3 separate regions of the Mus musculus genome follow, and all the other regions are linked to region 1. Evidence: chromatin contacts called from ENCODE Hi-C or POLR2A ChIA-PET data. All regions are on one chromosome and are shown on one strand. The core of a region is the stretch at or near the end of the contact, and the rest is flanking DNA. Distances in the headings are between cores, read along the strand shown. Region 1 holds the start of Daglb (diacylglycerol lipase, beta). Region 2 holds the start of Kdelr2 (KDEL (Lys-Asp-Glu-Leu) endoplasmic reticulum protein retention receptor 2). Region 3 overlaps Rac1 (Rac family small GTPase 1).

Region 1 (3,352 bases), core at 535-3,034:
CAGATCAGATCTCTATGCCAATAAGAAATGTTCATTGGAAATCCAGCCACTGTGTTTAGGGCTGTGTCCCAGCATGCAGTTGGGCCTTGTGCTGAGAGGGAGTCTCAGATAGTTTGGTTCTATGCCCAGTATCAGGTTTGTCAAAATGTAGTACAAGCAATTTGAGCTTATCCCCAACTAGCTTACAAATAAATGAGACTCAGACTATAGTTATTTTATTTGGCTTTGACAATTACTAGGAGGTAACCCCTAATCTACTCTTTTAACTACTGGCCTGGCTACCTTCCCAGCAGTGTACCCCAGATTCTTGCTGTTTCTTCTGACTGTGTGCTCATGGCTCCTCTCTCCTCTTTGCAGCTTCTTCCCCTCACTTCCCCCTCCCTTTCCTGTTCTTCCTCTTCCTCCCTCCCCCAAAACCAGGTCACTCCAAACCTAGGTTACCTCTAATTCCTCCAGCAATTGACTGTAGCCAATTTTATTTAATCAGTAGTTTTAAATCAAGGAACAAGGTTTGCACAACAAAAATTTGTAAGTAGAAGACCTAGACCTGTGGGTGTAGAATTTAGCATGACAACACCAAATCTCAACAACCCTCAATTTCTAACCCTTTTGTCTCCACCTCCCAACACCTGTCCCACCACTTCTGGTTTACACAGTAGCTAGGATTGGAAACCAAGGCTTTGTGCATGCCAGGCACAGTACTCTGCCAACTTAGTTACATCCCCATCCTCAGGATGGACATTTTCACAAATCCCGCATCTTCTCAGCTAATTATAAGTCCAGATCTTAAAACTAAACCCCTTGCCTGACACCATCTCTGTTGATCAGCTTGTCTGGCAGCAGGCAGACTTGGGCCAGGGAGTGATTAAGCACCATAAAGAAACCAGAGTTAGGAAAAGGGCTAAGGAGACGGCTCAGGAGTTAAAGCACTTGCTATACTAGTGTGAGGACTAAAGTTCAGATTCCCAGAAACTCAGGAAAGTGCAGGATGGGTGTGGTAGCACACCTGTTATTACAGCCTGGTACGGGGGAAATCAGAAGATCTCCGCAGCAAGCTGGCTCGCAGGACCAGCCGGCTCACCGAGCTTTGTGTTTGATTGAGAGAACCTGCCTCAGCAAGGTGGAAGAGCTGGGTACAGTTCTTGATAACATCCTCAGACCCCCACATGCATGAGCACATGTATACAGGCACCTACATACGTGCGCCCCACCACACATGCAAAAACACGCGCACACACACATGCACACCACCGACACTAAAAATCTGGGGAGCTAAAATGTGTGTGGGAGTACAGCAGGTAGATGATGAGGGAACACAGACACTAATTAGAGGCTTTTGATGTAAGACTCCGCTAGAAAAGTCTCTGGAAAGGATTAACATGCACTTTACGCCGAAGCACAGACTTGCAAGTCTTAGACATAATTTAGACCAGGTCTGATGGTTCTCCTCGGTCACCAGGGGGACCGTGGGGAAGAATGGGAACTAGCATTAGTGAGACCAGGCAGGGGAAGGGATGAAGATGGATAAAGCACGGTGTGTGTGGAGAGAGAGAGAAGAGGAATGGAGGTGCTAAAAGGCGTACAGTAAAGTCATCCCAAGCTAGAAAGATTCAGAGACCCAGACCTACGTCCTAGCTTCACTATTCATAGGCGCGGCTCTCTAGGGAGAGCATTCTCTCCAGATCTTTTTAAATCCTCAGTCTATTAAACAGAAATGACCACACCGGAATGGACTTCATACGCCACCGACCGGCACTTAACAGCCAGCAGCTGACTTCCGGGTCAGGGGACCTGGGAAGGAGGCAAAGACAGCAAAGTGCGCGTCTCTTGTGGGCGCGCTCCGGACTCGGGCCGGAGGCGCATGCGCGGGTCTTTACGTAGGCTTGCGCCTTGGCGCTGCTGGGGACCCCCTCCAGACACGCGCGGAGTCAGAAGGGTGCGCGCGGCTTAGGCGGCGCGGTGGGAGGTGCGCCATGCCGGGGATGGTGCTGTTCGGCCGGCGCTGGTCTCTAGCCAGCGACGACTTGGTGTTCCCCGGGTCTTTTGAGCTGTTCCTGCGTGTGCTGTGGTAAGTGAGGCCGCCGTGAGGGTGGGAGGCGCGCTGGTTAAGGCGACAAAAGTCGTGCCTTCTTGGTGCTTAAGGGGCAACCGCGCCCCCGGAGCACAATCTGTCTGCACCTAGGATATAGAGGCAGTCGCTCTGTGTATTTGACAGGGTCCGGGACCTTCAGCTCTGCAGGGTAGGAGCCGAGCCCTAGGGTGCAGCGCCGAGCCCTAGCCTCGAGAGCGTGAGGGAAATGTGAGCATCTAAAAACCATAGCCCCCAGGTCTCTCCTTCCTGAAGCCCGCGGCTCCGGAACTTTGGATCACACCTGTCCTTTTTCTTGCTGGGAGGGTATCAAAGTCCCTGTCAATGCAAAACAATAATCTGGGAAATAGCAATTTCGGAGCAATTCATAGAAACCAGGATAATAGGCCGGTTTTGCAAAATGCAGCTAGGCTCAGTGGGAAACGGCACCGGTGGGTGAAGTCAGCCCCTGGCACGCCTGCCGACGAGGAATAACGTTCTTAGAAAAAAAGCATTCTCAAGAGGTAAAGGAATAGGAGCAGCAAAGCCCTTTCTAGACAGGCCGGGTTTTTCTCAGATCGTTTTTAGTCTGAAACTCCTGACACGGAGCTCTGGTGTTTGGACAGAAAAAGTTATCTAGGGGCTGAAGGTGTAACAGTTCCTTTTGGTAGAGTACTCACCTAACATGAAGGAGGCCCTTGTGTGCACGGGATCCCCAGCACCACACAGAACTGATAGTGGCGGCTCTCACCTGTAAATCCCAGGACTAGGGGGTGGTGTAAGAGCATCTGCGGAGAGCATCTGCGGTTCACAGTCATCCTTGGATATACAGTGAGTCATAGGGGAGTTGCACAAGACCCTCCCTCAAAAAAAAAAAAAAAAAAGAGGTGCGGGGGGAGGGGTGGTACGGGGACAGAAAAGTTATCTAGACCAATCTTACCTTTATTTTTTCCCCTCTAGTGCTTGAGCCCGGGCTTCACGTATGCTAGGCTTTGAGTTAAATCCTCCCCACCTCAGATGACACCTCTTAGGGCTTTGGAATGTCAATCTTTAATTGGACCATCTTGGGCAGCAGGGGAGCTCAGATGGGTAAAGGTGCTTGCCGCCAAGCCTGATGACCTAAATTGTTATCTCCGGGACCCACATGGTAGGAGGAGAACTGGCTCCTTTAAGTTGCTCTCTGACCTCCCTCCGAAGGTGTGGGATGGCATAGTCTTCCTCAAATAAATAGATATAGTTTTTTAAAAAGGTGGACGTTCTTGCTAAGCGGGTCTGTTTGCTGCT
Region 2 (3,352 bases), core at 558-3,057, 61 kb before region 1:
ACACACACACACACACACACATGTCCAATAGCCATCTCCCCACCCCATCTCCCCAGCCCTTTGAGATAGGGTTTCTCTATGTAGCCCTGGCTGTACTAGAACTCAAGTCTATAAAACAGGCTGGCCTTGAACTCAGAGATCCACCTGACTCTGCCTTCTGAATGCAGGAATTAAAGACATGTGCTACAACCGCCCAGCATTATGTGGCTTTCTTAAGCTCTCTGTGGACTTCTGGTGCTAGTGTAAGTAGAGCCTGTCTGTCTGTCTGTCAGATAGTTCTCTCGCTCAGGCAGCCAGGGCTGCACATGAAGGCCCCAGCCCCAACATCTTTGCTAATTTAAGTTATTTATTTAATAACTTAAAAATTAAGTCGTTAACATTAATAGTAAGGAGCTGGCTAATCGGGGGCTGGGGATTGAACTCCAGACCTCATGTATGGCTAGTGACTGCTTTATTAACTGAGCCATCTCCAAGGTAACCCATGACGCATGGGTTAGTGCTTCAGCCCCATCTTCCCACCCTGCTCCATCATTTAAGCCTCCAAGTTTCTTCTTAAATGGCAAACAAGAAACACTGTAAATCCAGAAAGATTGCTGACACATGTCTGCGAGAAACACAGCCCAGATCTCCAGCACCCACATAAATGCTAGGCTGTGTTGAAGCCTGGGAGATAGAGACAGGGGATCCCTTCGGCAAGCTGGCCTGCTAGACTAGCCAAATCAGCAAGCTCTGGGTTCAAGTGTGATGCCTTGCTTCAATATATAAGGTGTAACAGGATCTAGAAGGTCCTAGAAATAGCTGGCCTCACAGCCTACACATGTGCACACACACGTGTGAACAGACATATAAAAGCAAAAAGAAAGAAGAGGAAGAGGAGGGAGAGGAAAGAAAAAGAAGTGGTGGGGTTGCTCAGCGGCTAAAGGGGCTTGTCACCAAGCCTGGAGATTTGAGCCTAGTCCCAGGAACCAACAAGATGGAAGGAGAGAACTGGGCCTGACTGGATGTGCCCACACAGTCCACAAATAAATTTTTATTTTTATTTTTATTGTTTCAGGGGTGTGTGTGTGTGTGTGTGTGTGTGTGCGCGCGCACACACATGAAGGCACCCTCAGAGGTGAGAGGTGTCAGATAGAACTGGAGTTCCAGGCTGTTGTGAGTCTGCAGTTGTGGGTGCTGGGACTCGAAATCAGGTCTATTAGAAGAACAGCAATTGCTCTTATCCACTGGGCCAGCTCTCCATCCCTAATACAAAATTTTAATGTAATTTTAAATAAAAATTAATAGATTTTGACAGATTTCTTATGACTTATTTTTATTATTATTTAAAATGTGTGTGTTAGTTTGTGTGTGGGTGTGTGCATGGGCGTGCAGGTGCTCTCAAAGGCCAGAAGCAATGAATTCCCTGGAGTTGGTGTTAAAGGTGATGTAAGCTCCCCGAGGTTAGGAGCTGGGCATCGAACTTCGGTCCTATACAAGAGAAGCTGGAGTTCTTAATCACAGAAATTTTAATCTTGCTTTCTACCCTCGCAATGCCTCTGAGATAGGTATTTCTGCTATCTTAGTAGGGAATGGAAAAAAAAACAAGACAATACTCACAACTGAGTGGCATTTCAAAAACTTAGAGAAGGAAATCGCTGGCACCTAGGCGGAAACCCTGGAGACGGAAATTGCGGAGGACTCTGGGTCCTCAGTTGACCGTCCACGCGGGATGTAAAGTCCGGCTGCTCACCGACGCTGGGCCTTTAAGGGGCGTGGCGGGGGCGTGGCCCCAGCGGTCGCCCGCTCTCCCAGGCTGCCCCGCGCGCGCGACGGCAGTTCGGCCACGTCCCTGGCCACGTCGCGCCCGCTCCCGCCATCTTTCGCCGCTTCCTCTCTCCGGGGCTGCTGTCGCCGCGTCCCGAGTCGCTGCCTAGCTCCGGTGCCGCTGTGCCGCGCCGACCGCCGCCGCCATGAACATCTTCCGGCTGACTGGGGACCTGTCCCACCTGGCGGCCATCGTCATCCTACTGCTGAAGATCTGGAAGACGCGCTCCTGTGCTGGTGAGCGGCCGCCGGGGCGAGGCGCGCGGGGCAGGAGCGCGCGCGTTTGGCCCATTCGACCGACCCATTCGGCTCTCGGTCGTTCCGGAGGCTTTGTGCCGGGCTTGCGATGGCCAGACACACCCATCTCGGCCTGCTCGGCGGGCAACGAAACCCCTCCGAGTGTGCACACGGGCTGGGGTGTCCGTCGCAGCTCTGGGCCCCCCAGTTCTGCGCTTGGTCCGCTCGCGAACTTGATCCGTCCTGGCTCAGCGAGCGCTGGCGTAACTGCCCCCGCGTCCTGCTGCATCTGAAAAGTTTAGCACGGGATCTGTGGGGCTCTAGTGGGCGTGTCCCTCTCCATGGGACTTTTGGGGGGCGCCTCTGAGTCCCCAGGAATCAATGGGAGACTTGCTCGAGGAGGATGGATAGGACCACAGACTAGCTGGGCCTGACGTGGCAGCCAGGCCACCCGCGAAGGTGGGGCTGGCTGGAGGAAGAGGGGCATCCTGCTATTCATTCTGTTATCTTCAAGGACAAGCAGAGGATGGGATGTGGGGGCAGGATGGTGTCAGGTCTGGCCTGTGCTTACAGTTGATGAGGCTACAACTCAAGCCTTGGGGTTCGGGATCTCATGCGTCATAAAAAGAGATGTGGATCTTTTAAGTGAGTTGCTTGGCATAGTTTTCATGTTACTCTGAGAAGCAAGCTAGTTTTTCATCCTTGAGTGTGGCCGTCTAATAACTGGTTCTCTTAAACTGCCAGCGCTGGGTACCACAGAGGCCTCTGTTCTCGGCTAGTATCCTTGCTCCACGTCACCATTGAGTTGGCGCTGTACCTCCCTCAAACTACATTGCAGAGAGGCAGTAGAGTGAACTTTCCTCACATAATAGCTGTGGACTTCTGCCTTTCGTTAAATATTAGGAATCTTACAAGTTTTAGATAAGTTCTTGGTGAGTGTGATGGTGCTTGCCTGTAATCCCAGCACTCGAGAGGTGGTAACCTGAGGTTCAGGAATTCAAAATGAGAATGGACTACATGCTGGTCCTGTCTCCAAAAACACCCCCTGCTCCCCAAAAACCCATTAATTAATTGATTGATTAAATAAATATATTCTTAAAATACTGTCCTTAATGCTATGTCCCCAAATGAAATAACTTTGTAAACTCAAATTTAATTTTTTTCAGAGACAGCAGAAAATAGAAGTCCTAAAGGCCCTGGGTGATGGAGACGCCACCTATCTGGTTTATTAATAACACCTCATCTAAAGTAGCACCGCCCCTTTGACTCTGCTCTCTGAAGGTCTCATCTCTCCCTGGAACATAGTTGAGAT
Region 3 (3,352 bases), core at 362-2,861, 45 kb after region 1:
TCAGAGAGAGGCACTGCGTGCCTACTGCTACCTGCAACTAGGTCCTCGCTGCTCCCACCTACCTCTCCAGTCGGCCAGAGACTCAAAACCATTACCAGGCCTGCCTTTTGAAAAAGGGGACATGGAAGAAGAAACTGCTGGAAGCTGTTTGATGCTAGGGAGGGATCAAATCACATTCCCAGGAGGCCGCTTGCTAATCACGCCCAACTGGAAACCTAATTATCTGCTATCAACACAAATTCTTCTGAAAACCATGGTCTCTCTGAGGCTCATGAATGCAGAGTCGATTTAAACACATCCTCCAACAAGGCACGCTTTTCATTAAGCTCCCCACATGCACCGTAAGCTCAAGGCTCCTGACATCTCGAGCGTCCATCAGCCAGCTTGTCACTGTCCTTGGCACAAAATGGAGTTCAAGAGTTTGCTCCCCAGCCTTCCAGCCAGGGAGGGGACTCAGTGTGCCATCTCCCAGTAGACAAGCACCAACTACTGCACCATCTTCCCAAGCAGAGTCAAGGGCCTCTGGAAAAGCTGCCCCAGTGTATCTGTGGCCCCAAAGAAAGCAAGGACAAGCAGGGCAAGAATCTTACGTCAGGAGAAACTGCCGGCTCAATAGAAAATATCTGAGGTTTCTTCCTGTTATTACACATAAAGTAAAATTCAGATATTTACCTGTATAAAATTATGCCCAAGAGTTTCTAAAATGTTAGGCTTATCAAGACATAGCCCTAGAAAAGGCAACTATGCTATTTGTGAAATGTATACAGTTCCCAAGCTAGCACCTTCAACTATCCAGCTGGTATCTTGTACCTGAAAAGGAAAGAAATGTCCCACACAACAGCTTTTTATAAACAATGGTTTACTTCAATGCTGGCGCATGCACAAGCCTATCAGAGAATCACCAGGGCCTCCCAAGCATCCAAGTTGATTCCACACCCTCTCAAAGCACAGTTGGGTTAGCTCACCAGCGCTGCGCAGCCCCCACAGCCCACCACACAGAACACCAGAGTCAGAGAAGAGGCCCTGGGAGTGGTTAGTCTGGGTGAGCGAGAAAGCACCCACATGAGCACCAGTGGACCCTCCACACCTGCACCTCCAACCGTCCCAGAGAGGGGCTTCCGGACACCCCTCCTTTCACATGGGAGGACGGGAGCAAGCAGCTCATCGGCCACTTTATAACCCACTGGGAGTGAAGTCACAGGCCAGAGGAAGCTCATTTTATCAAGAGCAGCCTCTCCTGAGTGAGTCGGAGGAAACACTCAGGGAGCTGAGGCTCAGCTCTTCCTGGAGACTCAGTGAGATAAGAGAAGAGACAAAGCTGGAGGCTGAGGTCGACTCAAAGTCTTACATACGGCAATCGGCTTGTCTTTGCCCCTGGAGGGTCTATCTTTACCACATGTGTCTCCAACCTAGTAATGCAGGAGAACTTTGCTTGAGTTCGATATAAACTAAGAAATACAAAATCAATATAACCTGTTAGTTTCCACACACGTTTGTCTCAGCCCTCCTGAGGAATCCAAAGCTGTGCATTCATGTAGGTCACCTTGGAAGCTGAGAGCCACACATCATTACTCCATGCAGCTGGAGCTGAGGAGCTACCCACCCCTGCGGTTCAGTAAGGAAGTCACGGGAAGGCTGGGCCTGCCACCACGTCACTCCCGCACTTGACAGAATGTAACACACTCACAGAGCTCAGCGTTCAGAAAGTGGCCTGTTGCCGGCATGCAGTACTGACAAGGTCTTCAGAGAACTCCACCTTCTCAGAGATAAGCCAAGAGAACCTCAGAGTCGGGGGAGACGCCTGCCTGTAGGCACAGCGAAGCTTTCCAGAACAGAGCCTAAGGGATCCAGGCTGGCGGCCTCCTAGCCCCGCTCTGGGAGGGAAGAGTGGCTTCAGACTGGAGTAAGTTCTTGAAATGAACTAAGGTCCCTTGGGGGGGTTGCTAAGGAACTCTGTAGGTGACAACCTTTTCCATTTTCATCATAATACTTTCCTTTTGTTTCTATACTCAGTAAAAATTGACAATTTCCCAATATGAAACCCCAGAAATTCTAATAAAAAACAAGCGCAGTATGATTTTAATTTTACCTCACTCAAGCTTGTATTTACAATCAAAGAGTAACAATCTCCAGACTCCTGGTTTCATCTGTGGGCTATTTCTAAGGGTGTCCTAAGGGCTTGACACAATAGACCCCACCAACAAAACAAAACCATCAATCCAGTGTTTCATGTTGTGACAGTCTTCAGGATGGCTCCAATATTGCTGGAGCACCCTCCAGCCCCTCCACTCCACTCCACAGTCCTTTAGTACCTTCCCGATGGAGCAGAGATGCACAGCTGGACCACAGCGCCACCCTAACTCACGTGTGCATTATGCCATCAGCCTCCTGCTCTCTTCCCTTTTCACCCCCAACTTTGGCCTAAACACAACTGTATGACATTAGTCGGCATCTGATGCTTTCTCCTAGGGTTAACCCCTTGTTCCTGTACCAGGGCAAAGGGGCTGTGCTGTGTCTCTGCTCCTCCCTGTCCCCTCCCTCTCGGTGGCGACCATCTTTCCTGAGGGCCTGACTACTACTTTCCTAGATCACCAGGACCTTTGTGACGCCAGCCTTTAATGAGAGTCTCCAGTAACTTTAGCTCCCACGTCACCAGCCACGTCCCACGTCAACTCCTCAGCAGTCAAAAGTACAGCAAGGGCTGAAGAGCGTTCACTTAGGGACATGCTTGCAGGGCAGGCATGAGGAACCCTGGGGTAAGCCCTGAGTCCCAGCAAGATACTGGGACTTAAAAAGCAAGGTGTGTCTTGAGGGACAACACCTGAAGGTGGTCTCTGTCATACCCAGATGCAAACACACACAGAAGCATATACCAACTACAGCTCGAGTGGTCCCACCTGCCACCTGTCCCCAGTGGGAGGCAGCTTTTACAATGAAAAAGGGCAGGACAAGAGGCGCTGGAGCACTCACCACCAGACACAACACACACACACACACACACACACACACACACACACAGAGTATCTGGACTTGAGGCTCACACGTGGATTTCTCCTTTCCTTTCCTTTCCTTTCCTTTCCTTTCCTTTCCTTTTCTTTCTTTTCTTTTGAGGCAGGGTTTCTCTGTGTAGACCAGGCTGGCCTCGAACTCAGAAATCTGCCTGCCTCTGCCTCCCGAGTGCATGGATTAAAGGCGTGCACCACCACGCCTGACTTCTCGTTTTTTTTGTTTGTTTTTTTTAATATACAGATTCCACACAACAGGGAAAAGGACCAGGGCTTGCACACACAACAGAGAAAAGAAGAATTGTAAAAAGCTGGACAAGTGTTCCCCAGAAAAGCCACCCTGGAAA

What was found. Hi-C counts contacts between places; a loop is a spot of excess contacts on that map. ChIA-PET counts read pairs that join two places held with the same protein, here RNA polymerase II (POLR2A).
Region 2: a loop to region 1 is called in a map of left cerebral cortex, with 2.0 times the contacts of the local background. The contact joins the promoter of Kdelr2 here to the promoter of Daglb in region 1. A Hi-C loop is called at or near these places in 1 of 37 maps with a recorded cell type or tissue (left cerebral cortex). POLR2A ChIA-PET finds 5 or more read pairs at or near these places in 1 of 5 experiments (Patski).
Region 3: a map of heart shows a loop between it and region 1 (1.8-fold over the local background). The contact joins the enhancer-like site here to the promoter of Daglb in region 1. A Hi-C loop is called at or near these places in 3 of 37 maps with a recorded cell type or tissue (CH12.LX, heart and left cerebral cortex). POLR2A ChIA-PET finds 5 or more read pairs at or near these places in 1 of 5 experiments (Patski).

What each region holds. Positions count from the first base shown.
Region 1 is chr5:143,462,709-143,466,060 of GRCm38, forward strand. It overlaps Daglb (diacylglycerol lipase, beta), which reads left to right and starts at 1,785. Exons shown (of 15, transcript NM_144915.3): 1 at 1,785-2,068. The coding sequence starts at 1,974.
Region 2 is chr5:143,402,013-143,405,364 of GRCm38, forward strand. Kdelr2 (KDEL (Lys-Asp-Glu-Leu) endoplasmic reticulum protein retention receptor 2) reads left to right here and starts at 1,808. Exons shown (of 5, transcript NM_025841.4): 1 at 1,808-2,040. The coding sequence starts at 1,950. It overlaps Gm20635 (a long non-coding RNA gene), which reads right to left and starts at 1,730. Exons shown (of 3, transcript XR_868670.2): 1 at 1,597-1,730.
Region 3 is chr5:143,508,245-143,511,596 of GRCm38, forward strand. All of the region lies in intron 3 of Rac1 (Rac family small GTPase 1), which reads right to left. Among named protein-coding and RNA genes, the nearest start is that of Rac1, 18 kb to the right of the region's middle. Within about 2 kb of position 1,612, at least 1 of the 3 ENCODE cell types and tissues checked has a DNase peak (open chromatin) inside an H3K27ac peak, as active enhancers do; it is heart, where a contact is called at or near this core.